Regions from separate parts of the Mus musculus genome. Here regions 1, 2, 3, 4, 5 and 7 are each linked to region 6. Evidence: chromatin loops called from intact Hi-C (ENCODE). Cell type or tissue: left cerebral cortex. All regions are shown on one strand.

Region 1 (4,000 bases), 310 kb before region 6:
AGGGCCAGCTATAAACTTGGATTATCATTTGTGGCCCTCCTAAGCCCAAGTGATTGCAGTGACTCCTCTGTGCCTCCACTATCTTCCTCATCGTTTCCCTGCCTATGTGGCCTTATGAAATTCAAGTCTGGTCATTTATTTCCCCTACTTGAAATGTTTCAATACTGGATGAAATTCAAACTCAGCATACTAGCTAGGCCCCTCTAAATCTAGCACGTATTTCTATCTCTGCAGTCTGTAAAAAAAAAAAAATTGTTCCATCTCTTAGTACCTCTCAAAAATCATAACATCTAGGAAGCCCTTTAAGTCATCATGTTACTACTTTCCCTTCAGAGTTCAGCTTGAGTTTTTAAATGTTCTGACAGTCTCATGATTTCAATTCCTTGTCACTGATTTCTTTTTGGATTTTTGAGGTAGGCTGTCCCTCCATCAGTCAGCTAGCCTCACACTGGCCTTGAGCATGAATCCTGAGACCTGGGAGCACAGGGATGTTAGCCCATCTGGAGGGGAGGGAACAAATTCATTGTATGATTCTCATTTCTGAAAGAATGGATAAGGCAGTGACTGAACTGAGTGAGCACTACAGGAGCACGTGATAAAGTCCTAATATATAGGTACAGTTGAGAAAAGGGTTCATCGTCCACACTACATTAAGTTTAAATGTCATTGAGTCATTTACAGAATTATATATTTGGATCTTGAGATATGTACACCCAAAATCTCGCCCAAAGTAATATTTTCAGTTTCATTATGTTCTAAATAGGAATTTTCATTTTGTTACCAATTATAAAAAAAAAGTAGTCTTACATGGTACACAGAAAGTATTAAAAATAAGGGGTGGTTCTTCATAATTCTGTATATAGAAACAAACTGAAAAGGCTTATAAAGATATTATTTTAATATCCCAAAAGATTTAAAAAATGGCATTTGGAAACTCCTTGACAATGAGAAAAATAACCAAGTTTAAAATGCTTTGTAGAAATTTAAGGTGAGAGCATAGATTCGGTTTTTGGAGGGTTTTTTTGTTTTGTTTTTAATGGTATTTTTGGCCTCTTTCCCTCCCCCCCCCCAGCCCCCCGCCCACCCCGGTTTGTTTTGAGACAGGGTCACATGTAGTCCAGGCTTTCTCTGTACTTGCTATGTAGCCTAGGTAAGTCTTGAATACCTGATCCTCCTACCTCTACCTCCCAAGTGCTGGGAAGACAGGTGTGTGCCACCTCTGGGGCCCATAACAGCCTAGATTTAAAACAATGCTAAGACTCCCCTACCACCTTTCTCTTTGGCATCTTATAAATGTCTTGTAGATTGAATCTAGAATCACTGGTATTTGTAAATAAATCAACTTTGTGAACACTTTTGGCTCTCATTGATTTATGTAAAGTAGGAATTCACTGAAACCTCCACCCTTTCACACTCGGTGTTGGAAACTTAAGACACTTGTTCCAGGCCTGCATGGGCTAGTATAGTCATCACTCTATCTTCTTTTATAGTGGGAAAGAAGACCCAACTAAATCATTTATACAGTCACTTTAGGCATTACAAGTGTATCATTGGTTAAGCAATGCCAAGCCAGGGACTGGTTGGTAACTGGATATAACACTTACATAACTTGATAGAAAGTTCCACCCAACACAAGAGAACGGTGACAGCTGCTCAATAGCTGGTGTTGGAATTGATCCTGTGTGTGTGTATGTGTGTGTGTGTGTGTGTGTGTGTGTGTGTGTGTGTGTAACACATGCCTGCGCATGTCTAACCCTTGCAGAAGCCTAGCTTGTGTTAATATGACTTCATAAAATCCTACATATTTTCTACTATTGAGCAGAAACCATTGAACAGACATTGAATGAAACTATGTTAAGTACAATCAAATCGTTCAGGTTCTAATCTCATTAATCATAAGATACTGGGTAGCAGATAAGAATGACTCTTGCCTTGGTTTCACTGTTTGGATAGTGTCCTGGCAAGAATTAATAGACCTAAATACTGATAGGGTAATGAGAATATATGGATTTATGTTAGCTTGCCTAGAAATTTATAAATATGTGTTTTCTTGTGTGTGGAAAAGACATAACATACTTGTCAGAATTTTCTAGATAGTATTAGCTGCTGTGAAATTCACATAAAAAATGATGTCTTTAGGGCAGGGGAGTTCATTTATAGGTGCATGCTTTCAAAGGATTCAAATTTGGTTCCCAGAATTAACATCACTATATAGTACTTAGCAAGGAAGGTTGAAATCTAGTCATTTTTACCCTCTTAACTCCCTATGGCTTCGACTGTATCCCATTTGTCTTTCTGTCTTCAGTACTCAGCAGAGAATTCTTAAAATGGCCTTTTAACTGGATCAACAGAAAAATAAGAATAAATTTATGGCAATTAAATTCAATATGTGCCTATGGTTACTCTACTTATCAGCCACAAGGGGGCCCCTGGCACCTGCACATTTATCCTCTCTGGGACTCACTTTAATTGAGCTGAGTATCACATTTTACTGGGCCCAATTCCAATTTAGAGGCCAGCTTGTTGAAGATGAAAGTGTTGTTGGATTAAAACTTAATGTGAGAACGTCAGAATGTGCTGATACTAACTAAGAGGCCGCTATCATAAGGTGTAGATGTCAGGTTGCTATCGTTCTCAGAAGCCAATTCCATAATTCAGGAGGTTGATTTAAATAGCATACACAGTTCCCAAAATAGTTTGATTTCACTGATTTATAACAGGAGAGGGGAATAGATTTTAGCTCAGTAACTGGCATTTATTGTAGTGCAGGGGATGAACATGTGGCCCCATGTATGCTAGGTAAGTTTTACTGCTTAGCTGCATCCCAAGCCCAAGGGAGTCTTAACAAATGAAATAAAAGTGTTTTTATTGTTCCCACCAAAAAAAATCCATATATTTTTTCCTCTGTTCTTTCGTAAAGAGAAACAGCGTAGAGCATATATAATACCCCAGAACTGGACAGTCAATGACATGTTTTACAATGATAATAGTAATCAAAGAACTAAGGCATGTAGGATCCACACTCATGCTGCAGTGTTGCCGCAGAGTAGTTCTAAGTATAGGAGCTGGAGCCATGTTTATTACAAGCACAAGTGGCACTGTGCCTAGAATCACCAGAGTTAAATGATAATCAGTGACTTTCCATTGCTCTAATTTTGTTGTTGTTGAGTCTTCAAAGTTTAGATTTTCTAAACAGCTACCTATATCAAAGTTGGGCTTTGACAAGAAAAGAGTCACAAGATAGAGTTTACAGAAATGCCCATAGAGCCATAGCTTGGTTGCTGTGCCGGAGACTTAAATACTGTTGCACACTGTATTTGGAGTGTTCAGTCTGGTGGAGATACACTGTGGCCAAGATCCTAACAACATGGGAGTGTTGTTTCTACCATTAATATGCTTGAGGGCTTCTTTAGTTCCATAAGAATTCCATTTGACATTACCTATCAATCCCATCTCTCTCTCTCTCTCTCTCTCTCTCTCTCTCTCTCTCTCTCTCTCTCTCTCTCTCCCCCTCTCTCTCCCCCTCTCCCTCTCCCTCTCCCTCTCCCTCTCCCTCTCCCTCTCCCTCTCCCTCTCCCTCTCCCTCTCCCTCTCCCTCTCCCTCTCCCTCTCCCTCTCCCTCTCCCTCTCCCTCTCTCTCTCTCTCTCTCTTTGGCTAGGGAAATGCACAGAATAAAGAAGTATGAGGTCATGAGTTTTAGAAAAGGTAATAAAAAGTCAAAGTCATGGCTAAGACCCTAGCATATATACTCTAACATTCAGTTTTCATAAATCAGTTCTAAGCCTAAACTTTGTCTTTCATATTTTATCCACCAATAAAGGCAGGTTTTATACACAGACATAAAGCATATTTAGTGAAAATGACACATTTATCTGCTGCATTTTCTGCTCCTCCTCCATTTCCGCCACTTTGTAGTGACTTAATACAGACTTCAGTTCAGATTTTATTTTTATAGTAAGTTTACAGAGCTTCAAGGACTTCACCTGAGCAGAGTCCGTG
Region 2 (4,000 bases), 130 kb before region 6:
ATTTAAAGTCTTCTCTTGCAGGTATTTTACAAATGAATTTGGATTGCAATATGCAATTTTGTTGTCATTTTAGGATTCTCATTGCTGTGATGAAATATGACCAAAGCATGTTCAGGAGGAGAGGGTTTATCTGGCTTATACTTTTATATCCATCGTCCATCACTGAAGGAAGTCAGGAGAGGAACTCAGTCAGGGAAGGAACCTAGAGGCAGGAGCTGATGCAGAGGCCGTGTAGCAATGCTGCTGACTGGCAAACTTCATGTGGCTTGCTCAGCCTGCTTCCTTATAGAAGCTAGAACCACCAGCCCAGAAGTAGCCCCACCCACAAGTGGGTGAGCCTTCCCACATCAGTCACTAACAGAATGCCTCACAAGCTTACTACAGCCCTCTCTTATAGGGGCATTTTTCTCAATGAAATTGAGGCTTCTTTTCTGGTGACTCTAGCCTGTAACATTTTGATATAAAACTAGCCAGTATGGTTGCTTTCCTTTTGTTCTCTGTTGTGAAACAAGTACCCAGCCACCAGGATTTCTGTAGAAACATGTGCCTCCTTTGGTTTTTCAATTTGGAAATGGTGAATTATTAAAAAAAAAAAATCATAAAAAAGAAGATTATCATGGGGCATAATAAGTAATTTAAAACGAAGATGTAAGTCATCACATTAAAAAAACATGCTCCTATTAGGATTTCGGGAAATCAAAAAATGGCAGAAATTATAGATTATTGGAATTTGGATAATACTAGATTGGATTATAGATAGAATACCTGTTTCAGGGACCTCAGGTGATTTATTTATTCATTTATTTATTTGATGTGTGGCTGTGTAGTTACTAAAAATGTTGCAGCTTTATGATAGTTGAGTGGCTATTATCTATGATTGCTTGATATGTGCCTGACTGCACTGAAAGCATTGCAAGTATTAAATGCACTTAAGAGGAGACCAGATTAAATTAATTCATGTTTACCTAGAACCAGAGAAAGAATCCTAAATTTACTTTTTCCTCATTGTTAGGGTAAGCATACTAAACTGCTGTCTTGGATTAGTGGTACACACCAGTAATCTCAGAATGCTGTAGAAGCTGAGGCAGGAGGGGCTTAAGTTTCAGGATTGCAAGAACCTTTCTCAAAGAAAATAAAGCACAATAAATAGTAATAAAAATATGGAGCAGATTGCAGTGAAGAGGGTGGGGGGTAGAATATTTCAGGTTACATGGATAGACGAATCATGGTGAGAGAACAAAGGCAGCTGAATCTTTAAAAAGGAATAGGAAGGAAAGGCTAGTTGAGGAAGAATTTGAAAAAACTGCTTTCAACTTTTCGATATATCATAAACACAAATATATGTACACACACACACACACACACACACTCCCTTGCCAGCCACTTCCTAATAGTAGCTTCTTAAGAATTCTTAGTCCAACAGAACAATAAACTCGGATTTTTACAAGCACACAAGATAGAAAAAGAAAAGAAAACATGAAAAGAATATGCTTGTGTACATACATACATACATATGTATGTATAAACGTAGAAGTGAAACTGTCTAGAAGAACAAGGATCTATCAGCGGTGGGAGGAAAAAAAGGGGGTAGGAGGTTGTATCTGTTCAAGTTACAATGTTTCCTTAAATGAAAGCATTTTTATGGAACAAAGTAACATGTACAATAAAAAATAAAAACCAAAAGTCAATCAAACAGCAGAAAAATATCCGATTGCAAGAGAGAACCCCAAAAAGACAAGAGCTGGGTAAAAAGGCTAGCCCCTGATGCAGGATATAAGGAGGGACCTAGAAGAATCACCCGCCTTACTTTCAGTTAAAAACTGGACTAAGATTTAAACAGAGCCAGATAAATTCTGAAAGAGACGTGTAAACGTCTCAGGTCCAGCAGTAATTGGGGTCTGTCCTAGTCACACCCAAATCATTTTGAGACAGAGAGGCTTCGCCAATGTTTCACAATCTAGATGCAGTTTCGCCTTGGCCCCATCTAGCAGACAGGTTTAAGGATGGAACAGGAGACTTGGTCACAGGCGAGACACTAATCTACAAAGGAGGAAAGGAAAACAACTTGGCAGGAGCCCAGTTGCTCCAGGACAAAAAAAAACCCAACACACTACTATTAACAAAAGGCCAAAGCAGTTGCACTGTCCCGACTAACCACGCCCCTATGCACTCATTGGCTTGCGACTTGCACGTCAATGACGTATCTATCCTCTATTGGGCCAGAAGTACGAGAGGCAGAGTGCGGAAGCCAGAGCCTGGAGACAGGGTCTGGGCGGGGAAACGGGCGGGGCCAGGGCGGAGCTAGGGCGGGGTCCGGGCGGGTTTTTGGAGAAGGGGCGGCCATGGCGGCTGCGCGGCGGCCACGGCGGCTGCGACGGAGCGCGCGCCCGGCTTTGAATGAGCGGAGCTGGGACTGAGCTGGCGGAGCGCGAGCTCGAGGCAGACAGCGGCTGTGCGCGCGCGCGCCTCGTGAGCGCGCGTGGCCCGCGGCAGCTCGGAGCCTCCGCCGGGCGGGCGGGGAGGGGGAGGGGCAGGTGAGTGTGTGCGGCCTGCGCGCGCCCGCGAGGGGCTTTTTCTCTACCCACCCGCCTCCTGACCCGGTCCGGCCTGCGGCTGGTGGCCGCGCTTCCCGGTCACCCTCTGGGTCGCCCCGTACTTCCTGCCCTCCCGCCTTTCTCTTCGGCCCTCTACCTCGACCTCCCACTCGCCGAGCCACCACTCTGGGGTACTGTTTCCGGGTCAGGGTGACCTGTGGGGAGAGCCGAGCGTGGCTTGGAACCGGCTCGTCCCTGTCCCCTCGCTATGCTGCGGTCCCGCACGGGCGTCCCGCCTGGGAGCTGCCGACCCGGAAAAACCCCACGTTCAGTCTTTCCCAAGGGCAATGTGCCGCCTTCCTGCCCTCCTCTACGGGCCTCGCACCTCTCGGGGCCGATCTGCCCAACATCCAAACCCCATCCCACCCGGCTCCCACCTTCAGCAGTTTAGAACGCCTCACATGCCGCCCGCCACCGGGCGTGGGATTGCGTAACCAGAAAGCTCGCGTGTGTGTTGTTTTGCTCATCTGTGCAGTGGGTATGATTTTTTTTTTTTCCGCCAGCAAGTTCTAGGTGGGTAATCTGAAAGTGAAAATTATTTTAGTTATGAGACTCACCGTTGAGTCATTCAGAAGATCTTAACCCACCTTGGTTAACTAACAGTCCCCGGGGTGTCAAATTCGAAGGCCTGATGGTACAGAATGTTCGGTTTTTACCACCAGCTTTCCAAAACTGCACTTCTGCTTTTGCTTACATGCCTCCGGTGTTGACCCTTCCTTGTCATGTTTGAGTTCAGGTAGATTTTTATTTGGGAGCTTTATGATATTTAACTTTAGCGAGTCACAGACCTAATTTGAGTATATTCTGTGCTTTCGTAGGTCGTGGGACTTTCAAGTAATTGTATAGACTTAGAAATGCAGGATTAGGACAGCATTTGATGACTCGTTTAATGAGTATCACCTGGCTTGGCTTAATGAATTATAGTTTAATTGATGTATACTCCAGGATCTGAAGAAATTGAGCACAAGGACAGATTGACCACGTCATGCAGGATTCTTTTTCTTTATGCCTTCCTCCCTTATAGGGAAATCTTTCTTAGTTGTCACAACAGAGCTCTTCTTCCTATTGTTTAATTGGAAATGCCATTTCTTCAAAATTATTTCTCTGGCATAAAGTTTCTGCATTTTCTTAGTCATTTTCGTTTTTAAAATTTGAGTATTTTGGTAGGTTATTTCAATATTGTCCAGTTCTAGAAAGCATTTTAAAACACCCAAATTGCAAAGTAGCTCCAAGTAAGTGTTTTCCTAATTGAGAATCTATAGGTGTTTTAGAAATCAGACTGTAGTGATATGTATAAAATTGAAATCGTTTGAAACAGAATCAGGGCCTTAGGATTCCCCTCCTCCAGCCACTGCTGATTTAACCTGTTTAAATTACTCAGACCATTTATAGGCCTTATCCATTAT
Region 3 (4,000 bases), 110 kb before region 6:
TCCTTCCAACCTCTCTCTGTCTCTCTGTCTTGGTCTGTCTGATTCTCTCTCTCTCTCCCCTCTCCCTCTTCTTCTCCCCCTCCCATTTCTTCTCCCTCTCCCTCTCTTCTCTCCCCCCCACCCCCACCCCGTGTCTGTTTGTGGTTGTGTGTGTTTGTCTGTGTGTGTTAATGAATTTTAGTTGGGATTGCTTATAGGAGCATGGGTAATTTGCCCAGTGCCTGCAGCATTGAAAAAAATGTCTTTCTGCCCCACTCCCACCTGGCTATCATTAACTGCCTATAGGTCCATAAGGGTTGAAGAGGCCACATAAGCGACTTCCAATGTTGGGGGTACTATTATTCATGTGCAAATCTTGCTTGTGCAGTGAATCATAGGAGCTGTGAGTTCTTGAGGGCAGTTGCTGTGCCACTCTGGGAAGACTGCATTCCACAATACTTGGCTTCCCTCAGTTTTTGTTCCATCCATGGTGTTTTCTGAGCCTTAGTGGTGGAGGCAGGAAGTACTGAAAAGGATATCATCTCAGTGTTAGGCAGAATCAGTTCGGCAGTCATTGATTCTGGTCATTTTGACCACTTAGAAGTCTACAGTAACCACAGCCAATTGGAAAACAGCTTCTCGGACCAAAGCTGACAGCAGCTCCAAATTATAGGCATAACCATAAATCTTTAAAAGGCAATTTAGTGAGCAGAGCATGTCTATTTAGGAGAACAGCAGCAGTAACTGTTCCCTATTAGTGACTATGGCCTCCCTAGCCATGGACATTTGATCAGGTTTACTGTACCAGGCATGCATTTCCTGTTGTGAAGTCAACCTCAAGTCCAGTCAGCAGTTGGTTAGCACATAAGGCATGCCACTATTGCACGTTACAGAGAACATTTTTATCCCTTGGGAAAGTCACGCATCATAGCATTGTTGAAACTTGCAGTTCTAGGCAAACAAGACGCTAGAGCCTTTGTGGCCTATGTAGGGATCAGTATGGAAGTTAGGGACTAGAGGAGAGGAACAGGTATTTCCTGTTAGATAGATATTTAAAGTTCCTCGTTTTTTGGGTTGTTTTGGGTTTGAACTGCTATTTAGAGAAATGATGACTCTTTACTATCTTAATTTTTCTTTATTTTTCAATATAGTCAGAATTAGGTGACTTAGATACATGGCAAGAAAATAGCAATGCGTGGGAAGAGGAAGAAGATGCAGCCTGGCAAGCAGAAGAGGTGCTGAGGTATTGGATGACTTTATCATATTACACCTTGTGTAGAAAACTTAGATTTCTTCCTGGTTATATTTAAGGTCAAGAAAATCTACTCTGCCAAATGTTCTGTCTGTCTCTATATACCCATACTGACCTTATTAAACTCTTTTCTTATTAAACTTGGTCGGAATTTCAGATTTTATATCTTGTTATAAATACTATGAATTTAAAATATTGTTTGAATCAAAAAGATTTATTTATTTGTTTATTTATTTTATGTATATGAGTACACTGTCACTCTCTTCAGACACACTAGAAGATGGTATTGATGGTATCCCATTACAGATGGTTGTGAGCCACCATATGGTTGCTGGGAATTGACCTCAGAATCTCTGGAAGAATAGTCAGTGCCCTTAACTGCTGAGCCATCTCTCCAGCCCAAGGTTATTAATCTTAAGGGCAAAACTTCTTTGCATGCACATGCCACATGATATCATAATACCCTATTGTGAAATGTGAGCCACTATCATATCCTATTCTAGATTAGAAGTTGTAATTTTGTTTTTATTGTTTCACAATTTAAAATAGTGTCAGAACTTCACATCTGAATGAAAGTAGCTAATAAAGCACCCTTAATCTCTACATGTATCTTAATTTTAGTGTCTTTGAAAGTCCCATAAAACAGGTAGATCACCCATTATACAGAAAAGTAAATATTATTCTGTAGTTTTAAAGTTCATGTTTGTTGGATGTTCATTCTATGTTTATATGAGTAGAAAACTTAGTTTTTGCACTTCTGTGTTTGGTCAAAAAAGGAAAGGAAAAATGACTAGCAAGCAGAAGCGGGACTTATCTCTGATACAAACTCATGTGTAAATCTGTCTAGCCTCTTTAGACACCTAGGTCATATGGCAAGGGGCTGGGAGGTGGCCCGGTGGGTAAGAGCAGTCCCTTCTAGGAGACCCAGGTTCTGTTCCCAGGAGCCATGTCAGCTTCAGGGGATCCAGTGTCCTCTTCTGATCCCTGTGGGTACTTGTACACACATGATACACATAATGAATATGGAGGCGCACACACATACACATAAAATAAAATGTAAAAAACTAGCAAAATACAGTGATAGAGATTTGATTTGATATTGTTACTGGTTTTGCCCTATGGATAGAAAATGAATTATCTTTTCTTAGCTGTCTTAACAATTGAACTGATTTTTATTTTTATTTTTCTTATCTTTGATGGCAAATTTATAGTAACCTTGAATAACCAGCAGAGGGTGCAGTTAAATATGTAGAACTTTTGTCTTTCTCTTTTAGATTTTGTTTTTTAGCATCTTTTTTTTTTTTTTCTTTTTAACAGGAGGGGAGAATCATAGTTTTAAAATGAAGTTGTAAGATGTTTTCATATTTAGCTTCCCTTTAGTCAGTGTAACTGTGTCTTTAATAAAGGATATTTTTAAAATTGTGAACTAAATAACACAGTTGCAAGGATCACCAGAAAATGACATTTTTATTCTGATTTTAAAAAAATAAATAATTGGTCCAACAATTAGAATGTTTTAGAAAATTTGGAGGATTGTAATTATTAATTTTATGAAGCACAAGGGTAAAGGAAAGAGCTGTTCATTAGAATCTAATAATCTTAATGATAATATTATGGAATTTTTAGCTATGAGCAGAGCATCTTAATGCTACTCTAAAACCTTCCCTTTCCATCCTATCTCTTGTTATCTTAATAAAACACAAATAAAAACAGTGCTTTATGACAGTTTAGTGAAATGAGATTGTTAGTTGATAATAGACAAGCTTCATGCTGTGTACTGCACAAGCATTGTCAATGGGACATGGAGGCTTGTGTCATGGTGTCTCTAGGAAGACACTGAGCACTGGAAAAGTGCATCTGTGTTCCAAATTCTCCAGGTTTAAAAGTTTTTCTATACTCTAGTTTTGTGATCAGTCAGAAGAGTATGATTCTAGTACTGAAGCAATTCCAGACTTGGATCTGAATGGGAAAAATACTTTGTTTTTTGTTTTGTTTTATTTTATTTTATTTTATTTTATTTTATTTTATTTTATTTTTTTTGGTTTTGGTTTTTCAAGACAGGGTTTCTCTGTATAGCCCTGGCTGTCCTGGAACTCACTCTGTAGACCAGGCTGGGCTCAAACTCAGAAATCCACCTGTCTCTGCCTCCCAAGTGCTGGGATTAAAGGCATGCGCCACCACTGCCTGGCTGAAAATACATTTTTTTTTGGTCTTCAGTAATCTCCAAATTGTTTCTTGTGCCTGGAACATTCATTGCTGCTATTTTCATTTCAGATAGGAACCAGGTCAAAGTTTATCTTTTTATAAGCCATTCATTACTTTATAATTATTTTTTTTCCTACAATTTACATGTCTCAGGTTTCATTTTTAGTAAAAATTTTCAGATCTTCTTATACTTTGAGCATAGCTAGTATAAAGTAAGTTTTCCTTCCTTCTTTAAATTTGGTTAATTAATGGTAAAAGTTGGAGTGTTGCCACAAAGAAACTTTTTCTTTGTGGGATTTTGGTCATTTGCAACTCTATGTCCTTGCATTCGTAACTATTACTGAAAACCAGTTGTATATACATGCATATGCATATTTGTGTATGTAATATGCATTAACTTATCACTTTCATGAACTTTAAGTTGAACATATGCTCATTTCCGTGCCCCAGCCTGGCTTGTTCTGTATAGATGTAGATGTTGCTTGTTGTATGCTCAGTGCTAACCATGTTTCCCCTCAACCTAACCTATTTCTTTGAGTTACTTTTTCACCCTTAATTTGGTAC
Region 4 (4,000 bases), 370 kb after region 6:
GGCAAGGAGGTCTATGATGTTTGGAACCTTCCTCAGGAAGTGGCACCTGTCTTTCACACATAGGAAGCGCAGAACGAACTCCCCGGTGAACCAGCTGATGCACACATACTCCAAGATCTCCAGCAGCTGTAGGTTGAGCCAGCTAAGCTCAGCTGACATCAGGGCCATGTTGACGATGGACACTGCCACAAAAATGATGGAGATTACTCCAAAGATCCGGGCTGCTGTGGAAGATCCAGGTTTCTCCAGAATATCCCAGAGCTTTTGTCGGACAGTGGGACAAGGTCCTTTTGAGAAGTCCTGTTCACTCTCATGTTGACTTTCCTGGTCATCTGTGTCCTTCTTAAAGTCAAGAGTTTCACTCAGCTCCTTTCTTCTGAAGTATCTTTCAAAGAAGACAACTTTGTGATTAATTAAAAAAAAAAAAAACACAGACGTACAAGAGAATTAAATTTGACAGAGAGGTCACACTTTCATATGTGCAAAATATAGGAATATATATTCATATTTGTCCATGGTGGTCCCTGACAGATTTCCTACTTATGACTTTTAAAAAGACACTTTTTTCTTACTAGAAATTTATGCAAATAGGTTTTATACATTAGCAGGCAACTTTAGATCAGTTAATTTTTTGTGACATATTTTCTGGTGACAAGAACATGTATTTCCCACCTGTAACATTTGTGTGTATAAAAGAAAAATATATGAAGGAGCAATAGGAATGGCAGGACAGCAGTAAGTAATTATCACCAGCCAATCAACTCTCCTTCAGGACCTTATGAGGTCTTTCAAGCAAGGCTTTCATAGCCTTTTTATTTCTATGTAACTTTGGGGGCATAGATTTTTCTGACTCATCTATTAAAATATCAGATGTTAACTGCAAGTCTGACCGGTTTGAACTTTCACAACAAATCAGAGTATTAGTCTCTGGGAGAAATGGGGCAAGAGGCTTTTGTTGTTGTTTTAAAGTTCAATGCACAAGTTGACTTTCGGATTCATTTACCTTCAGCCAAGACGCAGACACACCTATTCGCAGAGCTGGAGTAGACAAGCTTACACAAAGCCTCAAGTCTTTGCTTGTGCTTTCTTACCACCCTCTCCTCCCTTCCCGCCCAACCGCCGCGCCCTGCTGGTACCTGTCCCTGCAGCAGGAGTCAATGCTGAGTTCATCTATGCCCCAGTACTGGATCTCCTGAAGAAAGGAGAGCGCACAGAGCTGCTCCATGACATGCAGGCGACCAGTGCGATAGTAGTGCAGGACATAACGGAACGCCTGAGAGCTGCGATCAAAGAAGTACTCGTTGTCCACCGGATTCGCATCATCGCAAAGCTCCAGGGGGCTGGGGGCGGCAGCCAGGGCACCCAGGCGGCGGTAGGAGGCCACCACTACGGCCAGTTTGCCCAGGCGCGTGTGCGGGAAGCAGGACAGAGCTTGCTGCGAGAGCACGAAGCGGCTACCGCCCACGTTGACTGTAAAGCAGTCCCCCAGAGCCAAGGGTTCCCCTTCGCCCTCGCTACAGAAGACACTGGAGTCCAGTGAGGTCAGAGAACCGCTGTCCAGCGACGACGAGTCCAGTAGCGGCCGGTTGCGGGGTGACAGATCCATCCTGACCGCCTTGGCCTGAAGGCACTGGGAAGTTGGGAAGGCGCTGGATGGAAGCGTGGGTCCCCGCGCAGGCGGTGCCACGGCCCCTGCTGGCGGCAGGGATCTCCCAGGTTCCCGAGGGAGAAGCCTCCCACTTGCACACCCCTACTCTTTCCACCAGCTTGATGGCTGGTGTCGCTAGGGAGCTGCGAGTGCGCGGTAGAGCGATGAGGCTGGGAGCACAGGAGTGGTCGCGCGGAGGGAACCCTGCAAGCAGTTGTGTGGCGTCCAGGCAGGGAACAACCCAGGATACACAGTCTGTTCCGGTGGCCCCTCCTAGATATAGGTAGAGCCTTTTCTCAACTTTGTAATTCAGAACTCCCAACCCCCACTCCCCAGCCTACATGGTGTGTAAATTTAAGATCTGAAGGCTTCCGGTGGCAGAGTTGGGCAAGGGAGGGAATGGGAAGATCTGGAGAGTAGAAGCAGAGAGGACCCTGTCAGGTGCAAGAAATGGGCGGCTAAAAGTTCAGAAACAGGTGGCAATAGCAGAATGAGTCCTAACTTGAGGATTTATAGCCTTCCCTCATCTATTGTAAGGTATTCACTCTGTGATGTTCTCTAAGGCTGTGAACACATGGGGAAGTATGTCTGGGGTACCCTGCTCAAGATTTCTTCCCACGTCTCCCTGGTTCCCATCTGTCATTCATGAATTGTCATCTCTCTTAGGTTTTCAGTTCCTAGCTGAGAAATAGTCCTTTTAGTTGAAGTTACAGTGGCTCACTAAGGACTAGGGGAGTTCTGCACACCGGGTGCCCACAGGGACACTGCACATTTCCTCAGAAGAGACATTCTGGGCACATTCTCCAACACAAAGGGGAGTGCATGCTTTAGGAAAAAGAGAAAGGCAGAAAGACAAGGAATAGAACAAGCGTGGGCTGAGGCAAGAGTTTAAATAACAGCGACCCCACGGTTAAAGCAGAAGCTAAATTCAGGAGATCAGGTGATTAGCAAAGTGCCTAGTGGCTTCTTAGAGCTATGTCTTCAGCCAACCTGTTGGACACAGGGCTGGTGCAGTGACTCACCTGCAACTTCAGGCACACCTGGGTGTTGCTCAGCCAGTGCAGCTCAAACGGATATTGTAGTATTCTTTAATCTGTCTGGTCTACAAGTGAGAATTCTGACTTCACCAGTCCAGAATGGAAACTGCTAACAGCATAGATCTTAGCCAGAAACTGCTCACAGCACAGATCTTAGACAGCGTTTGCTGCCTTGCTCTGCCTCTATGCATCTTGGCTTCAGGCCTGGCCTCAGGATTCTGTGGGAGTTATGCTTCCACCCTTGCCCAGCACTCCGCTGGAACTGAAAGAAGCTCTAGGTGGCCAGCCTCTTTAGAGAATAGAAGTAGGGAGGCTAGAGCCAGAGAGGAAAGGAGTGCTTAGTGACACTGAATATTACATCCATCAGAAGAGGCTTCAAGAATTACTGCATTTGATTTCCATTCCCCACCATCTGTGTCCACAAAAATACTCCAACGTTTCCAAAGTGGTAAAGTGCTGAGTGAAGCAAGGTTAGAACAGTTATATTCTACTTCTCCATGTTTATGGAGAAGGATTCATCACTGCATCTAGCAACCATTTACAATCAGTATTTCCCAGTGTTTGCCAGACTCTACTTTGTGGTTTCTTAGTAAGTGGTTTATACACACACACACACACACACACACACACACACACACACACACACACATACACAATTGTAGTGAGGAGAGCTTTTCCAGTTGATGGGACAAACATTTGGCTGCTTAGGTCTCACTTTGTCACCCAACTTTGGGGGCTTTTCATTGTTATAGACTTCAGTGCCTCTTCAAGATAGTCAGTTTTAATAAAGATGGCAAATCAATTACTGGCTGCTAAGTTCATACCGAGAAGTTTGGCAGGCTCTCTATTACTCCAATAGCTTGTTTTGTCATAACAACACCATGAGGCATTCATGTGCTCATTTAATGCAATAGACAGAGAAGTTGAGTGATTTAAACTCATCTATTACGTATTCAACTATAGTACTAAATTTCAGAGGCTACCTCCACAAGTTAATTGTGGAGATGGCATGTTTTGCTGATTTTCAAATGAATCAACCTAGGATGACTTTTGCCTTTTGTTTCTTATGAATGGTCAGAGTTAATGATGTGCTTGCTAGGCGTTATGAAGAAAACAGATGAAAATTCCTTCTTGTGGGGCTTTCCGTTATCCAGTAAGAACTGAGGAGAAATTTCAATAAATCCTTTTAACTCTGAAGTTTCTAGGTTATGCTTCTATTAGTAGCTTTCCATTCTCTTGACTTTTACTTCTCCTAAGGAACTCTTCCCAGCAGAATATATGAGTTATTCCAGTAACCTGTTCATCATAAGGTTAT
Region 5 (4,000 bases), 70 kb after region 6:
CCAGGTGTGGGTTCCCAGACCAGCTGGATGAGGGAAGGACAGTGCTCTTTGTCTAAGTCTAGATGTGGTCCAGGAGGTCCTCCTTGGTGTGGGTTCTCCCTCCTTTTTCAAGCTAACATGTTGGTGTTCTGAAAGCTTTTCCTTGGTGAGTCTTTTTTATTCATGCTACACACTCTTGGGAAATTTCAAAAAGTGACTGTATTTTATCCTGTACCGATTGTATCATAGGATGTATATGTACACATATTATTAGATAAATATATTTAATAAATATGTATAGATACTTAATGATGCACACATATATCAGCTTGCTCCTCTGTTTTTCATGGCCACTTGTGTTTACTCAGGGTGTCAGTTCAGTTATTGGTTTATAGAGGATGGAAGTTGAAAGAACAGGGAAATGAGTGATTTATTTGACAGATATGTTTCATTAAGCAGAGTTAACCACTGAACACATAGCTCTGTTTCCCATTTTCTTATAAACTCTTTGTCAGTAAAATATGTTGAAATGTATTAGTTCAAGTTCAAAGACAAACTCCGGCCTCACTGGTAGCAGTTTTTCCCTAATGACCACAAGTTCTTCACATCATCAGTAAGATGATGTGTTTCTCTCACTGCCGTCATAGAGAAACATTATTCATACTGTTCTATCATCTGCTTTCAGCAGTCTAATGCTCAAATGGTTATACCTTATTGTTTTAATGTACCACTTTCTGAACATCAGCAAATTGTGTTATGTCATGAAAAAATATTTTCGTGTTCCTAGCCACTTATAATATGAACTACCCATCATTCTCATGAATCACCATAAACATAATTCATTTAAATATATGTATGAAATTAAAGCTGCTTCATGGTGTTATTTTTTTAACAATTCAATTTTTTATTTAAATGAGGTAACACCTCCTGGTCTTTCCTTTTACATCGTCATAATTAACCTCACAGTCTCCTTGCCCTTTCTCAAGTGCCTCCCCGCCACCCCCCCTCCCCCACTCAGTCAGCCCTGTTGATTCTGGCTTGTAACATTCTGATACCTTCTCACGCTCTTTCATTATTGATTATGACTCTAGCTTAGTAAAGTTGTCTGTGATCTGGTTCCTTGTTTTCTCTTATTCAGCTGTCCAGTGCTCTCTAATATTTTGTGTTAATTTCAGAGTGCTCATCCTGGCTATCTGTCTGGGATGAATTTCTGTTTTCCTTGTCTTCTTAGAAATTCTTGCCCATCTTTCTAGATTCAAATAACAGTCACTTATTCTTTCATTAGAAAATCATAGAGTATATACTTTTCTTTACATTATTTTCCTAATGTTTGTTATAGCAAACTAAATATATCTTGTTTTCTTAATAACATTCACTAACATATAGATGATTATTAACTTAAATAATACTGCTTTAAAAAGAACATTTGTATTTCTGCACTAAATGGAAACTCAGTGTGACTTGCATTAGATATGAGAAACCCATCAAAATAAAAAAAATAATTGCTACAAAAATCTGTCTGCACCCAACATTTTTTAACATCATCTTGCATAACAACACTGGCATATTGGTGCTCTTACAATACCACCCACATGCACTGTTGATTGCATCATTGAAAATCCAAGTTACAGAGAGAAGTTCTGGCAAATATTTCCAGGGCATTATATAAATTATGGAAGGGTAAATTTGTGAAAGATTGGATATGTCTTTTGGTACCACATTTAGTTTGAATGAGTCCTGTCAGTATTAATACTGTGCCAGGGGATCAGGTCATTTCTGCAGTGGTTGCATTATAATGTTTATAAACAGACAAACGTGCTTCTTAGCCATCAGCCCTGCAGTGTTTGTCTTAACTCAGAAAGGGAAACATCAAACACAGAAATGACAATGGCATCAGCAGAGCAGTGAAAGTGGAATGTTGCCCCTCAGAGGCCGATGCTGTCATGGAAAATTCTACTATCAGGCTAGATGTGATAGATTATGGGGTAGAATGTACATGAACTCAGAATAAAACACAAGACCATATTTACGGTTGGGGATGCTCAAGTGCGGCTGCCAGACTGGACTTACATGTATATGCCACTTGGCTTTGTGGTGCTTAGACTTAGAAAACTCTTAAGAGGACTTTTATTGGAAAAGTTCAAATATACAGTTCAAAATACTTCGTTTTTGGTTGTTGTTGTTGTTGTTGGGTTTTTGTTTTTGTTTTGTTTTTTTCCGAGACAGGGTTCTCTGTATAGCTCTGGCTGTCCTGGAACTCACTTTGTAGACCAGGCTGGCCTCGAACTCAGAAATCCGCCTGCCTCTGCCTCCCAAGTGCTGGGATTAAAGGTGTGCACCACCATGCCCAGCCTCAAAATACTTCTTAATAGCCTCTGTTGTATACATTTGTATTCGCTATTAGTATACTTAGTAGAGGTGCAATAGAAATAGTGCGTGTTTGAATGTTTTCGCTATTTGATTTGCAAAGAACACACCAGTATGTATGCTGGATATTCTTATATGTTGGAAGCTAGAGAAAAAGAAATTATTTAAAATATTTCAAATTTGATGAATTTTTAAAACCAGGGTTAACAAGCACCAATTTGTACAAACTCTGTAAAAATGCTACCAGTCTTAGAAACCCACAGAAAATACTATACACTAGATAGTAGTATAAAAATAGAACTTTGTAACCAGTAATAAAGGGGAGTGCGTTTCCTTTATTATTTCAACATGTGTAATTTTAGTTGTTCCTTTTCAAATTATAACCGGATTTAAAAAAAAAAAAAAAACAACCTCTTTTCACACAGAAAGCATATCATTAAGTTTTCCTTGGGGGGCAGGGAGAAGACAGCTGTGTGCAGGGAAGTCTCAAAATAGCCCTAAAAATGAATGCAATAGCTTATTAAACAGACTGTATTGCAATGAGATGAGCCACAGTGTTTGATGCCTTATCGTTTACACTGACTTTATTGTCCTTCCCCATGCCTGATGTGGGCTGCAAGACTCAGCATAGCAAAGCTCAGACCTCATGGATGCACTTTGGGAGGGGTGTCCCTTTCTTCTGTGATTTTATTTTTTGTTTGTTTGTTTGTTTGTTTCTTGAGGACATCAGATAAACTTGAACATCACATGTCAGTGAGAATTCTCTTCCTTTGGCTGTTGCTCTGTTGTTACTTTTCTTGCCTCTGTGATAAAGCATCTAATAGGAATAACACAAGGGCGGCAGCTTTATTTTGGCTCCTGGTCTGAGATGGTGCGTGCCTGTTCTGGTGGGGAAATTCTCAGCGGCAGGAGCAGGTGACTAGGACTCCTCACATCTGGTGTCTCTGCAACATGGCTGATCTCCAAATCAAACTCAGTGAGGGGGCTTCTGGATATCATGAAATTTGCTCCCAAATTTCCTACAACAGTGTTTTTATGTTTTCTTCATACTGCTTTCCCCAGAAAGAGGTTCATCATTTCTTGAAAATTCATCAGGATGCCACTAGTTAAAAGATGTTTGAAAATGATGTTTTATTGTGGTTCAGAGTCCTGGACTCTCTGTCACCAAAGTATGAAGACTCTAAGCATTTTTAGTTTAAGAATAGATAGACTTCTTTCTAGAGGATACTATGATAAAGTATGTTGTAACCACTTGAAACTGTACACTTGAGTGGCTTTAGATACAATCACAATTGTGTGTAAGCACCATTATTATCTATATGTCAATTTTTCATCATCCCCAGTAAAAATTCCGAGCCCAATAACTAGTGATTCTTTCTCCTGCCCCAGCTTAGCATCAGCTCTACTGTCTCTCTGTGGACTTGCCTCTTCTAGTGGAAACACACAGCATTTGCTCTGTGTTTGATTTATTTCAGTGTTATACTATTTTCAAGGTCTATGTATATTGTTGTATGTGAAAGAAAGTTGTTTTCCTTTTTATGTCTGTGTGCTAAGCCATTGCATTTTATATGATATTTCTATGTTTTTATCTAGAGATAGGTAGTTGTTTGCTTTTACTATTTTAGCTATTGTGAATAATGTTATTGTAAATATT
Region 6 (4,000 bases):
TATTCCTTTTGTTAGAAGTTAATTTATTTAGGGTATTTCATAACCAAGAGTACCTAGAATTATAGATATTGCTAGTATAAAACCGAAACTAATGTAATTTTTAATTTAGTAAAATAAACTTTAAAATGATAGAAAGAAGTTGAATTTTACATTCTAAATCATTCTAAATGGTAAGAAATTTAACTGGGCTGAACCATAGAAAAGTGCTGTATTGGTAGCTTACAACAGCCAGAAAGGGTCAGTGCAAGTGTCTTGGGGATAGGAGAAGCCTAATTCTAGCTGAGAGGCCACATCTTTCCCGCCCTAGGGGCTCATAGCCTTAGTGTACCTGAGCAGAAGCTGTTGCTGCTAATCGTCCTTGCTGAGCGTCCAGAGCTGCTGGGGTTGAACTCTCTACTTTCTTCCTCCGAAAAGGGAGACTCGGAGGCTGGGGAAACCTTGTTCTGCTGCTGTTGCTGCTGCTGAGGCCGATGGGGCCGCAGAATCAACCGGGGAATCCGGCTCCTGGAAATCTCTTTCTCCTGATGCTGCACTCTCTGCTCCTTCTCCAAATTGGAAAGCCAAAAGAAAACAATCATTTTCTCTCTGCCCTTGTAAGCCTCAGTTTCTGAGAGATCATATCTCTGAGCACTGAGCCCTCTCTGAACAGTCCAGCAGTCTGTGACTATGTTTGAACTAAGCTCCCTTTTGAGCCTGTAAATATCACCAGTGCAAGTCTACAGGACACACACACACACACACACACACACACACCACCCATCACCATAAATGCCATCCCACATCTCCAAGCCATTCCTGGCTTACATCCTCACTCTATCTTTCAATCGAATTCTAGCTCAAGCTCCAAGGCTCTCACAGTGCACCTATGCTTATTGGTTTATCTTTTCCTTTAGACTCTTGTGTGTTATTCCCGAATTAACTGACAATTTCACCTCTGTTTTTCTGTCTCCTCACACACTAGACCTGTATGCCGAGAACAATTCTTTTCAAATGGATCACACACACTTATTTTTAAAATCCCTCCTCTTCCGGACAGCCTCTTAATTATTCATTAATATCCTGGTACACAAGACTTGCTGCCAACAGAAAAGCAAACACATCTAATCCCCAGGAAAATGGCTCCACCTTTTACATCACATCTAGCTTTTTCTTTTCCAAAAGGACAACCAGGAGAAGAAAAGTTTCTCCATTTAGAAATCCATTTTTAAGACCCTGCCACACTTTGGTTTTTAAAAAATGCCTAAGAACTATATTTTGACAATGTTTTCAATGTAAAAGTCCCTTTCCTTGACATCAAAAATGGCTCAGTAGGTAAAGGTGCTTCTAGCCCAGCTAGCCCACCTGAGTTCAATCCCTGGGACACACAAGGTAGAAGAAGAGGACTCCTATAAGTTTTTCTCTGACATCCACACATGCCATGGCACCCACAATACCCCTCCCCACACAACTAAATAACAATTATAAAAAACAAGTTTTGTCTCCACCATTAGCTCATTTAATGGATCTTTATACCCCAATCTGCAACAAACACTTATTCAAGTACTTCTGTACAGATGAAGAAACCGAGGTTCAAAGACTCGAAGGCTAAACATCATCTAGAAGAGAGGATTTCAGACAGAGTATTTTTGGGGTCACCACTACTTGGCAGTGTTAAGCCAGATTCCCAGGAAGAGCTTTTTTATTTTTATTTTTTATTTTATATTTTGCAAAAATTCCACAGTTCCTTCCGACCTCTGTAACTGAAAGAGGGCTTTGGCTAAAATAGCAAATGCCATTTCCCAACATGACCTCCTACTTATTTCCTAAGCTTACCAGGAAGGGTCAAGGCCAAAATGAACACCTCTGAGAAGCCTCCACAGGAAAAACCCTTTGCAGCCTGGAATTTGGCTCAGGCATCTGTGCCATCCTCTCCGTGTAAGCCACACCCAGCCTCTGGATCTGTCTAGCCCATCAGTCACCCAGCAGGTATCCCACGCCAGTCACTCTGCTTGGCACACTGCAGACTCATGAGCTGGGTCACTGTCACGCTGCAGTCTTTATTTCTCAGTCACAAATACACCAAATGCCTTTTACATATTACACACTCAAGCAAACACATGACACCAGCTAAAAGCTTCACCTCAAGCCACAGCTTCAGGAGCTAGGATTAACCCTCTAAAGTCAATCTTTTAAATCATATTAATCCCCCAAATCTCTTCCTGTAGTGCCACCTCCCCATCTGCCACATCCCATCGGAATACCTCTGCTTCTCTGCTCTACTCAGCACCACTCATTGCTTGGACCCTGAACGCCAGCGTCCACCTCTCACCTGGCCCTCTCCTAGGCAAGCTGTGCCCACCCTGCCTTTTACTGAAGCACCCTCTGACCCTGTCACGGAGCTTGTCCCCTTACCTTGCTCTCTCGGAGGGGCCCCATTTCGCTGCTGCCTGCCGGCTCCCCACGCCGCCGCTGCCGCCGCCGCCGCCGTCCAGGAGGAGGCACCTGTGAGCACCGAGCAAGGGAGGAGACAGCACTGAGTCCGAGGCTGCGTGCGGCAGCAGCAGCGGGCTCGCCGCGTCCCCGCCAGCGGTCGCGCTCGGCTCCGAGGGCGCGCCCGCCGCCCCGCCCCGCCGGGCACGTGGTGCCACCTTCCGTGGCGGCTCCGGAGGCGCCTCCTGGTCGCCGCCTTCACCTGCGGCCCGGAACAGCTGCCTAGCACCTCGGAGCGCAGCACCCACCAGGTCACTCGCCACGTCCCGCTTTCAGCGCCCCTCCCTTCCAAGGCCCGACCCACTGCGGGCAGGCGGAGGCTTATTTGCAGTACTGCCAGCCCAGAGGTGTCCACTGGTCCAGGATTGGCAGGGGGTGAAAATCCAATGGAGAGGCTGAGAAAGCTGCGACATCAGACGGCCAAGATGGAAAAAGAGGGAAAGTCACCCTCCCCACTCGCTGTCCCCCTGTAACCTCTAGGTTTTAAGTAAACATATGATTCTCTACAATGACTTCGCCTGAGGGTGGTTGTGTGGTGGGGTCTTCTGGTCCACCTGAAACCCAGCTAAGCCTATGCTACAGTATTGATACAGCACTTAGGTTACAGGACCTTCAAGACTGCGGTTCTCCTTGGAGGGGTTTGCATCAGAAGGCCTAATGTGGCAGGGAAACACAGCTGACACCAGGAGGCAGGAGCCTGAGACACAGCACGCAGACTCATTCCCAGTTCTCTAACTGCTGCCTGACTACAAGTAAAGGAGACCCTGGAATTCCTGTGTGTAGAGGAAACAGCACACAGGTTCTTTCAAGCTGAGACTCTTCTTCAAGTTGGCCCTTGTTAACAGGAGGGACAATAATACCCACCTGAAGGACAGCTGGGAGGGATAAGTGACGACAAGAAAACAACTCTATCCTATTGACAAAGCAAAACCTTCCAATGAGCGGCTAGGTCAGATCCAGCTGGTCCAGTATCTGCAGATATTATTTTTACAGGACAGGCAGAAAAAGGCACTTGTGATGCTTTAAAAAGCTCATGCTTAATAAGCTCAAAATGTCTCTGAGAACAGAATGACTGACAGTCTTGCTGGGCTATGCTCAAATCCTATTTGGTGATTGGCTTTCAACATTTATGACTTACACAGCCTTCACTCAGGTAGAGAATATTCTAGGTAGCAGTGTGAGCAGTGATCAGTCTCATTCTGACACCTGGGGTCTTACGTTTGAGGATTGTGATTATAGGTAATGTAGCTCAAATTCCACTGTCCTGCTTGCTCTCCTCTGAATACCAACTCCGAAAACCAGGAATGCACTGAGTTCAGAGAGATCCTAAAGTTAAAAGATTAGTGGAATCCACTTGTTTGCTTCCTAAAACCCCAAGAGATTATATTCCACTAATCCTTATCCCCTTTTGATCTACTTAACAGAGACATAATCTTGAGATTCTCTGGAGCAGAAGTGACTACTTCAACCTTTCTAAACCCATAACTCTCTTAACTGTGGACCTCACCAAGGTAGGCCTAAGAGGATTGAT
Region 7 (4,000 bases), 78 kb before region 6:
GTTGCCATTGCACATTGTCCTTCCTTCAAAGTAAAACTTAAAGCAAACAACAGCAGATTGGCCACAAACTCTGCCTTCCACTTCCCTTCATTCACCTTTTTTGTTGTTGTTGAGAATTTCTTACATGAGGAGCTGCAGTTGCATCATTTCCACCCCTCTCCCTCTCCATGTCTTCTGACTTCCACTACTCATCAAACTCATGAGCTCTTATTTATTACATGTACACCCACACACATATGCCAGTAGGATGTGTGTGTGTGTGTGTGTGTGCGCACATACACATGCATCCTAACAAGTTGAAGAGAGGTTTCCAAGCCTGGCACTGAGATTTTTGTTAGGTAATCTATAGCTCTCTTAGGAGAACAATTTTAACCCATGTGACATAACTCCACTTAAACTGTACATATGTATGTAAACACATGTAATGATTACATACATGTGTATGTAATGATACACACACACACACACACACACACACACACACACACATAAACATGGTTCCCTATGGCTTTTTTCAAAGAATGGTATTATTCCTTCTACCTCTCTAGTAACAGTCCCTCCTCATTTTCCCCATTTCCCTTTCATAGCACCTGTGTCCTGGTAGCCCCCCTCTAGAAGTCCTCATTACCACCTCATGGACCTTTTTTACTGTTTTGTCTTCTGTAGTTGTCATCTCTGAAGATGCAGAGCTAGGATCCATAAATAAGAGAAAACAGGGGTCTTGGCTACCTCATTAAGAATATATTCTAGTTTCATTCATTTGCCTGAAAGTAACATGACGTAATCTCTACAGCTGAATAGATTTTGTCTGTGTCCCCCACCTTTATTATTTCTCAGTTGAAGAGCATTTAGGTTACTTCTATTTTCTAGCTGTTATGAATAGAGCAGCAGTGACTCTGGAGGAGGATATCAAGCCCTTTATACATGCGTGTCAAGTCTTCTTTGTACATAAGTGTCAAGTCTTCTTTGTACATATGTGTCAAGTCTTCTTTGTACATATGTGTCAAGTCTTCTTTGTACATATGTGTCAAGTCTTCTTGTATGCCTTGCTTTCTAATCGCATTATTGAGGGTTTTTTTTTCATTCCAACTTCAAAGAGTTCTTTTCACTACTCATATATTTTTAATGCATTCAGTTTTTAAATCTTGAATTATGTTCATCATTTCAGTCAGCTGTATGTTTGTGTTTTCATGAACATCATTCAGGAATTTATTCTTATCCCTTTTTTAGTTCATGGAGATATTTGTTTATATCTTAACATCACAAATTCTTTCATTCTTTTAAATTATCTGTCTAAATAATCTATATAATTCTCATTGGCAAACACTTCTATATTCCTATAGTGGGTTTGGGGGGCCTGTTTGACCTTTTACATTGTGTTTTTGTAATGTGACCTGGGCTTATGCACTACTTTCATTGGTTGTATGTCTCATGTGAGAGTCTAGCCTGTCTCTCCTGCAGGAGCTGTGTGACTAGATCAAGGACAGGAAATGTGGGGGAACTCATTAAACAAGGACAGTGAGGGGGCTGAGTGATTGAAAGCATACCTGAGACTGTGGGATTGGTACAAGTGGAGGAGGTTTGGGGGAATTTAGGAGGCAAGGTGAGTGGACAAGGTGTACATCTGGTACAGCCTGGAAGTGTAGTCTTGACACGAATAGGCTAAGTTCTGGGCTTCCATTCACTCTTTAAGCTGGTCCAGTCTGGCTCATCCCTTGAACTGACACTCACTGTTGTCAAAGCCAGTGAACACACTAAGTCTTTCACATTATGCATCTTCTTCACAGAGTTTTAACGCTCCACTCCACTCTTTAACTGTTTCTCCTCTTTACCCAATTCTGTCAGTTTTCCTCATCTTTGGGGCAGCTTCTTCTCTGACTTTGTTCATTCCTCGCTTGTGTCTAAATGTGGGAGTAAGACAGGACTTAGAGTATTTGGCCTTCTTTCTCATTTCTTGGATGATTCCATCTGTTCTGTGTTTTAAATACTACGCAGAATGAAGGAGCCCCAAATTTATAGCGAGGCTTGGCAGTTCCTGGGCTCTCCATATGTGTGTGTGCAGTCATTTGCTTGGCATCTCACATAGCTATTTTAGTAGATAGCACACGGGTTTGTTTTTTTTTCAGCCAAATCTGATTCTCTTGTGCTCTTCATTTTCAGCAAATGATACTCATTGATGTAGTTGCTCAAGATGAAAACCTTTGAGTTATACTTAATGTAGCCCTTTTTCTTTTATGCTTCCGTCCCTCTCACCTATTATTTCTATCTTGATCTATTCAACTTAACAACTTTATCTACATGTCTCCATATGAACCAGCCAGCTTCCTGTCTACTCCACCATGCTAAAATATATAGGTTGAAATCTTTTACCTTGTGGGTCTTAACATTTGTTCTCTCTCTCTCTCTCTCTCTCTCTCTCTCTCTCTCTCTCTCTCTCTGTGTGTGTGTGTGTATAACATTTTACTCACTGTTTCTCATGATTTACTATTGATGTTACTCAGAGGTATTCTCCTTAGCTTTAGCTATTAGTCTCTCTTGGGTCAAAGTACATACCTCAGCCTAAAATTATTTTAGAAAGCACTGGACTCTTCGAAGACAAAGCATGGAAGCACCCTCCTTGCCTATTAGTGACCAACCCAGTAAAGTAGCTAACTGGCTTGTGAGATTATCAGCTAGTTGCTGTTGGATGAATTCTACACTGATTTTCAGATCTATGTGGCAGGTTCTTTTAAGTTCTTGACATCCATGCATAAGACAGAACACCTATCCTTGCCCTGCTCACAGAGCTAGCATGTCAACAGGAACCATGGGCAATAAGATATTAAAGGCACAGATAAACAATGTCAGCACATATTTAAACCCTAATGAGGAAGCGGTTTGAGAGGAGAAGCTACTTCCCAGATCACCTCCATTTCTACAGTAAGGTAGAAGAGGCATTTTCATCGCTCATACATTAACTCTTGGCTCTGAAAATGAACTTAGAGAGCTTGAGCGGTTTTGCTGTCTGTGGCTTTTTAGCTCCCTGTTTATAAAGTAGAACACCTACTTCTCAAGGCTACTAAGAATCAATAATTACTGCAGATCCCCTCCTCCATCCGCCCCAATCCTTTCATTGAGAGAGGAGGAGGAGGATGGAGAATAGATGCTACTCTTGGAATTTCCCTCTCCTGGGAGTCTAGCAAGCTTAATAAGCCGCCCACCTTTCCTGGAATGAGTGCAAACGTGCTGATTGTGTGTGCAAGCAGCTGCATGCCTTATTTAAATAAACAGGGCTACCCTTATTTTCTATATAATACTCTTCAAGGTCAGGCATAGTTACCTTTTTCAAGAATTTTTATTTTTAAGTGTGTGTGAGACAGAGGGAGAGAGGAAGGGAAGGGAGGGGGAGGAAAGGAAAGAGAGGGGAAGAAAGGGGAGGGGAGGGAAGGCAGAGGGTCTTTGTGAGTATCTGCCACAGTATTTGGTCAGAAGGTGTTGTGAGCCACATGGGTGCTGGTGGTAGAATTCAGGCTCTCCACCAGAGTAGTTAACTTCTGCTCTTAATCACGGAGCATTGCTCCAGGCCTTCATTTTGGTTTTAGTAATTATTTTTTCTTTCTTGTTTTCTGGTTAGCTTCATTTTTATAGAATCTTTTTGATAAAGAATGATCTATTTATTTGACTTATATAGTAGTAAATTCATAATTATAGGAGACAAACATTTAAATGGAACCACTAACCTTTATTTTCATGCTTTAAGTATGTGGGTACAAACAATTTCCAAAAAACACTATATATAATAAGCAAAAAATAAGTTAGTACATTGTAAATTTACATAGTATCACTAACTGACAGGTTTAAGAGCAAATGAGTCTTATAAGACTTTGGAGCTACATTAAGTTAAAAAACAAAAATCTAAACACTCAAACTTTATCAACCTCAAGACGATAAAGAGCTATTCAAGTCTTTGAACCAATTACACAAGTACATTTTTATTTTTGGTTACAGTCCCCTGCTATGC

What was found. A loop is a pair of places that touch in the nucleus more often than their neighbours do. Peaks named below come from ENCODE experiments on the same cell type or tissue, not always from the same donor. Only the 100,000 strongest peaks of a DNase experiment are listed, where the experiment ranks them.
Region 1: it touches region 6 in a loop (4-fold over the local background); 8 of 42 quality-filtered maps call a loop at or near these places.
Region 2: it touches region 6 in a loop (4-fold over the local background); 11 of 42 quality-filtered maps call a loop at or near these places.
Region 3: a loop joins it to region 6, with 4 times the contacts of the local background. A loop is called at or near these places in 15 of 42 quality-filtered maps.
Region 4: it touches region 6 in a loop (2.3-fold over the local background); 2 of 42 quality-filtered maps call a loop at or near these places.
Region 5: it touches region 6 in a loop (3-fold over the local background); 9 of 42 quality-filtered maps call a loop at or near these places.
Region 7: it touches region 6 in a loop (3-fold over the local background); 5 of 42 quality-filtered maps call a loop at or near these places.

The regions. Positions count from the first base shown.
Region 1 is chr15:44,436,904-44,440,903 of GRCm38, forward strand. It overlaps Eny2 (ENY2 transcription and export complex 2 subunit), which reads left to right. Exons shown (of 5, transcript NM_175009.3): 5 at 1-782. Among named protein-coding and RNA genes, the nearest start is that of Nudcd1, 11 kb to the left of the region's middle. In left cerebral cortex, a CTCF peak has its summit at 2,424 (motif pointing right); a DNase peak (open chromatin) is centred at 2,457.
Region 2 is chr15:44,616,836-44,620,835 of GRCm38, forward strand. It overlaps Ebag9 (estrogen receptor-binding fragment-associated gene 9), which reads left to right and starts at 2,605. Exons shown (of 7, transcript NM_001357691.1): 1 at 2,605-3,072. In left cerebral cortex, no CTCF peak of the experiment used is centred here; DNase peaks (open chromatin) are centred at 2,258, 2,685 and 2,955; H3K4me3 peaks cover 2,112 bases; H3K27ac peaks cover 1,783 bases.
Region 3 is chr15:44,635,634-44,639,633 of GRCm38, forward strand. Ebag9 (estrogen receptor-binding fragment-associated gene 9) reads left to right here. Exons shown (of 7, transcript NM_001357691.1): 6 at 1,131-1,222. Among named protein-coding and RNA genes, the nearest start is that of Ebag9, 18 kb to the left of the region's middle. In left cerebral cortex, a CTCF peak has its summit at 2,451 (motif pointing right); no DNase peak of the experiment used is centred here.
Region 4 is chr15:45,113,035-45,117,034 of GRCm38, forward strand. Kcnv1 (potassium channel, subfamily V, member 1) reads right to left here and starts at 1,900. Exons shown (of 3, transcript NM_026200.3): 1 at 1,137-1,900; 2 at 1-385. The coding sequence starts at 1,606. In left cerebral cortex, a CTCF peak has its summit at 1,691; DNase peaks (open chromatin) are centred at 73, 1,224, 1,771, 2,316 and 1 more place; H3K4me3 peaks cover 3,129 bases; H3K27ac peaks cover 3,800 bases.
Region 5 is chr15:44,816,285-44,820,284 of GRCm38, forward strand. It overlaps Gm33852 (a long non-coding RNA gene), which reads right to left. Exons shown (of 3, transcript XR_875330.2): 3 at 2,661-4,000. Among named protein-coding and RNA genes, the nearest start is that of Gm33852, 19 kb to the right of the region's middle. In left cerebral cortex, a CTCF peak has its summit at 1,920; no DNase peak of the experiment used is centred here.
Region 6 is chr15:44,745,918-44,749,917 of GRCm38, forward strand. Sybu (syntabulin (syntaxin-interacting)) reads right to left here and starts at 2,755. Exons shown (of 7, transcript NM_001285840.1): 1 at 2,392-2,755; 2 at 329-545. The coding sequence starts at 2,415. In left cerebral cortex, a CTCF peak has its summit at 2,466; DNase peaks (open chromatin) are centred at 517, 723, 1,043, 2,000 and 2 more places; H3K4me3 peaks cover 3,365 bases; H3K27ac peaks cover 3,312 bases.
Region 7 is chr15:44,668,156-44,672,155 of GRCm38, forward strand. Sybu (syntabulin (syntaxin-interacting)) reads right to left here. Exons shown (of 7, transcript NM_001285840.1): 7 at 3,701-4,000. Among named protein-coding and RNA genes, the nearest start is that of Ebag9, 51 kb to the left of the region's middle. In left cerebral cortex, no CTCF peak of the experiment used is centred here; DNase peaks (open chromatin) are centred at 186, 2,012, 2,783 and 3,086; H3K27ac peaks cover 1,488 bases.